Regions from separate parts of the Homo sapiens genome. Here region 2 is linked to region 1. A link is a loop called in an ENCODE intact Hi-C map of the cell type or tissue named here. Cell type or tissue: Calu3. All regions are shown on one strand. Each heading gives the region's core, and the rest is flanking DNA. Links, peaks and the distances in the headings are about the cores only. Region 1 overlaps FUT9 (fucosyltransferase 9). Region 2 overlaps UFL1-AS1 (UFL1 antisense RNA 1).

What was found. Hi-C counts contacts between places; a loop is a spot of excess contacts. Peaks named below come from ENCODE experiments on the same cell type or tissue, not always from the same donor. Only the 100,000 strongest peaks of a DNase experiment are listed, where the experiment ranks them.
Region 2: it touches region 1 in a loop (2.2-fold over the local background); 1 of 110 quality-filtered maps calls a loop at or near these places.

Annotation. Positions count from the first base shown.
Region 1 is chr6:96,151,331-96,154,257 of GRCh38, reverse strand. The region is part of intron 2 of FUT9 (fucosyltransferase 9); the gene reads right to left. Among named protein-coding and RNA genes, the nearest start is that of FUT9, 140 kb to the right of the region's middle. In Calu3, for the core only: no CTCF peak of the experiment used is centred there; no DNase peak of the experiment used is centred there.
Region 2 is chr6:96,298,301-96,301,227 of GRCh38, reverse strand. The region is part of intron 2 of UFL1-AS1 (UFL1 antisense RNA 1); the gene reads left to right. Among named protein-coding and RNA genes, the nearest start is that of UFL1-AS1, 220 kb to the left of the region's middle. In Calu3, for the core only: no CTCF peak of the experiment used is centred there; a DNase peak (open chromatin) is centred at 1,467.

The DNA of each region.
Region 1 (2,927 bases), core at 233-2,732:
TGATTTTGCTACTCTGTGCTCATGTATTTCTATCACTTTTGCTAATATCCAACTTTAAGGAGCACAGTGAATATTATTAATTTGATACTATAAACATGTGTTGAGCTCTGATTTAAAGAGTAATATAAACTATCATCACCCATTATGAGGAAGCAAATGTTGTGTCAAACAGATTAACCATTGGATTGAAAACATCTCTTCTACTTTTTCCTCTCACTCATATTGAAAACTACTGCTAAAATGAGGTTAATGTGGCAGAAACATACAGTCTGATGATCAAATCCAGAAACAAAAGATAAATATAGTAGCTCCCCCTCCAGGAGAATTAAGATTTTAATCATTTCCTCTCCAGATTGAGATTGGCTGCTGGCCATTACTTAGCAAAAGAAATGTCTCTGAAAGGGGCAGGAAATTAAAATGCAAATGGTATAAAGAAATAAAGACATTCTAATTTTTTTAAATGACAGCAGTGATTCTAGCATCCATAATTGAAAACTGTAAGGAAACTGGAGAGGTGAGATTCATGACAAAGTGATAAATGAGAGATCTCAGGAGGTTGGTAGTATTTCCCATAGTCTCATTTAACAAATTAATGTTTTTGTCTCGCCTGACTGAAGACCTTTGTAAAGGTCTGAGACTTAATGGTCATTATCTTGATTCAGATACCATTGTAGCAGAAATCATAGGATTTGTATTTTCTAACCAAAATCAGTCTGACTCTGATTTTTCAGAATATTTCTCAATTTCATACTTGGGAAGAGACCTGAAAAGTATTTGTAACTTTTTCTCACATTGTCTACTCAAGAGAATCCTGCACACTTAGAAGAAGTGTTAGTTTTTCCAATATCCCCCAAATATAAATTAGTGCAAGGCATCAGTTAATGTGTAATGTCCTTTTGTGATTTTAAGGACAAGAGGATAGGGAAAAATGAAGCAGCTGGCTCAGGGAGGGGCACAGAGCACATCCAGATGAGATGAAGGGAATACAGTCCCAGATGGTCTGATAGGCTGTTCAATTTCTGATGCTCTTCAAAAGTTGTTTATATGTATTTCTTTACCAAATTTGGATTCTTAAAAATTTGTCTTGCCAACTACCTATGACAATTAAATACTTTTTGTAAGTACCCCAATTTTATATCTACTTATTAAGCAGGAGAAATGGAAGGATGTTTTTAAAGGCACTTCATTACTTTTACTGATGAGAAGAATTACTGGTTTCTCTATCATACCTAAACATTCTGAGTCCATTTAGGACTGTTCCTAATTGGATTTCTGTAGTTTTCCTGGAAGGTTCCCAGATGCAGTTTGCCTATCCTCTGTGAGGCAAAGCTCAGCTTTAACTGAACCGTGTTCGTGGGAATGCAAACGCTTTTTATGTTATGCTTCTCAGGTATTGCTTTGAATATATATGCATTTTTAGCAACTTTCTTCTGAAAAGCAATAATTATCTATTTACAACTTTATCAACTGAATGGTCAATCGTATTAAATTATTTGTACTTGGCAGAATATTCGTAGGCAAAGTCTTACAACAAATCATAGTCCAAAATGACTACATAGAGAATCAGTGTGCTGTGACCCTAAGTAGACAGGCACTTAAGTAAGTCCTAATGCAGTCCCTTTATCTTAAATGGTAGGGGCTGGAGAGCAGATTGTGTTAAAAGGACATTTTATAAAATTATAATTATCCAGATTTTTCAAGCCCCACTCCAATGATTCATTTATTCAAAAAATATTTATTGAGCAGTTGCCGTGTACCAGGAGCAAGGCTTTTAATTATGAACAAAACAGACCTCACCCTGACCTTCCCAGTACTTTTGGTCCAGTGGAAGAGATAGGCAGTGACATAAGCACTTAGAACTCAATACAAGGAGTGCTATGAGGGGTACTCTAGAAGACAGGGTGGGTGCCAGATGCCTGTGGGAGCGATATCCACATATAAATCTAGGTCATTACACAGATCTTCAAATCTGAACCTCAGGGATTATGTCTGGGCTGGATTTTTAGACTTGGATGTTACCAGCATATACAGCGTGTAATAGGTAAAAACTATGACAGAGTAAGATATGACCCATTAGATAAGCCTATGATCAAAGACAGAATCCTGGGTAGCACCAGACTTTAAAAGACAGGCTCCTTCCCTATGGTTTCTCAAAATATAATGCTGATCTCTCCCTATGTAAAAATGGGAACAGTTTCAATGGCTCTAAATATATCTCTAAATTTTTTTCTACAAGCCCTGGCATCAGGTGGACCTGTGAATAGATGCATCCTCTGATCCCATTTTGAATGCTTCTCTACTTCATCTCTCTAATGTCCTTCCTGGTATTTCTTCAAGATTGCTATTGTTTTCTATCCCAAATTATGGAGCTTGAGAAATCGTTTTATGGTAAGAAGCAGGCTCTGGTGATTAAAATAGTTTCAAAGCTCACAGTTATGTCTTGATTATATAACTCCTTTTATACTGGATCGTTGCTTCCTGGAGAAAAAGAAAGGGTAAAGTATTCCTTAGGTTCAAAATATCGTAGCTGAAACTCAGAGCTCATGAGAGATATGGATAGTGAATCTGAATATAACAAAACTCAGCTCACAGCTTTGTGGAACTGGTCTCTTGAGAATTTAGGGGAGTTTTGTTCTGCAAAACTTTGGAACAACGATTCCTTCCAGTGAACTAGCATATAGATGTACTCTGAAGCCATTTGCAGTGCCCTGAAGCAAGGAGGAAGGCAGAACTGATGTCTCTACCTGATAAAATCTTTAAAGAAGGCTGGTCCCTTAAAGTATGTCTGCATTTGGCCTGATAACAGGAAAACAATTTCATTTCACTTTAGGCACCAAGGACAAGAAAGGCAAGTATAATTTCTTCATTCTCTTTGACAGATTTTCATTTCTCTCTGTTACAATGTGATTATCTTCTTCAGATATTGT
Region 2 (2,927 bases), core at 251-2,750, 150 kb before region 1:
TGATGGTCTAGTCTGTGGGCAAAAAGGCTATAAATCAATTGTTCAGCATTCCTGCCTGAAGTGGGACACTCTGCAACCTTGGTTGTCTCTTGAGGCCACTTCCTGGAATTCTTTGAGTAAAAGGCATGGTTAAACATTATGGCATTAGTGAGGTAGTGGTGTGAGTTTTGTGATCAGCGGGAATGCATGAAAGAATGCTCCAGTGGGGATGAGTTGCAACCAAGTCCTCTTCCTACTCTGTCTCAAAATGAACAGATTTAAATAGTTTTTCTCCCCTACCAAATTCAGGTTAGGTTAGACCTTTAAAACCATGCTCTCACAGATTTCAGTATTTATTATTATTATTTGAGACACAGTCTCGTTCTGTCACTCAGGCTGGAGTGCGGTGGTGTGTGATCTCTGCTCACTGCAACCTCTGCTTCCCGGGTTCAAGCAATTCTCCTGCCTCAGCCACCCGAGTAGCTGGGATTACAGATGCCTGCCACCATGTCTGGCTAATGTTTATATTTTTATTAGAGATGGAGTTTTGCCATGTTGCCCAGGCTAGCCTTGAACTCCTGGCCTCAAGTGATCCACCTGCCTCAGCCTCCCAAAGTGCTAGGATTACAAGTGTGAGCCACTGCATCCAACTGTATTATTTGTATTATAATGTTACTAATATTATTTAGATAAGTACAATCATTAAGCAATATAAATCTTTAATACTTATAAAACTATAAAATGAAAATCAAAGCAAATATCCCTATTTGGGGCCTGATTTGTTTTGATTTGCCTTGATTTAATTTTATTTGAGTCTACAGAGTGCAAATAGATGGCTTCATTCTATTTTTCCTGTTGCCTTTATTATAAACAGACCACGTGGGATTTTTTTGCTCACTCCTTTGATGGCACAGTGGGCCTAATTTTTTCAGTCACTTTCAGGTGTTGAAATAATTTCATTTTTTAGCTACTAGAAAATCCATTGTGACCTTAATCATATAACCAAAGATAACATCACAGTAACGGGACAAAATGAAATCGTGTGCCACAGTTACAGTAGGTAGCTAGTCAGACATGAGCAGAGCTGGAGAGGGCTCCCCTACCCTCTGCCACCAGGAATGTTAGGCAGCCATCAGGTGATGGGCAGGCAGTTGTTACACTGTTTCTGTAAAATAATAATTGGTCGCAGCCTGCACCAGGGAAAGGAAATCTCCCAATAGATAGAAAAAACCTGAAAGTGGTGATCAGCAGTTTCCCAATAAGATCTCATGATCCGGGCAAGTGGGCTCAAACATGTGATTAAGAGGCGAAATGGCAGAGTTTAACTGGTATATGACCTTCTAGGGACATTTGACTGGTAAGGAAAGACACCTCAAGTGAGCATGTGTACAACTCCAGTAAACACACTGTGCTTGCGGCCCCTTCCAAGTGCTGGCAGGCCACTGTGCATGCAGACAGTCCACTCCACAAGGAAAGAATCAAGGAAGAAGGAGCACAAGACCTGGAAGCATGCCAGCATATAAAACCCCAAGTCAAAAAGTCAAGCCATGCACTTGATCTCTCAAGTTACCCACTTGGTCCTCTTCCAGGTGTATTTTACTTCCTTTCATTCCTGCTCTAAAGTTTTCATTAATCTTTCACTTCTGCTCTAACACTTGCCTCTGTCTCTCCTTATGCCTTATGCCATTCAGTTGAATTCTTTCTTCTGAGGAGGCAAGTATTGAGGTTGCTGCAGACCCATATAGATTCATCGCTGGTAACACCACCTTAGGCAGACTGAGAAAAACATAGTGTGTCTTCCATGATATTCTTGCCAAAGATACAGAACTTGAATCATATCACCAGGAAGCATGAGACAAATCCAAATTGTCAGGCAATCTATAGAACAACTGACCTATAATTTTCAAAAGAATTAGGATGTGGGAGTCAAGGTAGACTAAGAAACTCTTCCAGATTGAAGGGAATTAGAGAAACATGACAGCTAAATGCAATTTGCATTCCTGGATTAAATCTTTTTGCTATAAAGGATGTTATGAGGACAACTGCAAAAATTAAGTGGAATGTGAGGATTTGATGCTAGCAATGTGTCAGTATTAGTTTTCTGATTTTGATGGCTGCCTTATAGTTATGTATAAAAAGTCCTTGTTTCTAAAAATAGCATGCTGAAGTATTAAAAGGTGATGACATTGCATTAACACTTTACTTTCAAATAATTTAGGAAAAAAATGACTTGTACTTGCAACTTTTCTGTAATTTTGAAATTAAACTATTTAAAATTATTTAATATGTTTTTCAATGGGTCTGAAAGGAAATATACGTACCTATGTATAAATCCAATTCACAGCTAAATAAAAACTCCAGTGTCTTACTTAATATTTTGCTTCCTTCTCTAGTTTAATCCTGAACTGTAATACTGTAAACCCCATAGAGAAGGCAATGCATTCTGTGCTATCTTTCCCTGCTTCATAGCCTGATCCTCACCTCCGCTGCTCCTATTTCTTCTGGGTCTGGGACATCGGAAAAAGTATTTAGGAGGAAAGGACAGCCTTACCTGACTGGTTCTCTTGAAATCTGATCATAGACGCCATCTGTTATGGCAGAAACCACATTTTAAAAATTTCCCCTGTGGGTCACTTTATAAACCTTTGGGGATATACCACAGAGACCTACACAGTAGCATTCCCTGATGCTGATAATGTGTGCTCCAAAGAAGCCCAAACCACACTTTTAGGAACTACACCTCTGGAGTGGTTTTTAGCAGGATTTATTCAATGTCATCCTAACTTCTAAGTCTCCACTGAATCCTGGGAAAATTCACCACCTTTACGCTGTCAAATGCGGACCACTGTAATCTCAGCTACTCTGGAGACTGAGACATGAGAATCACTTGAACCGGGGAGGCAGAGGTGGTGGTGAGCCGAGATCATGCCACTGTACTCCAGCCTGGA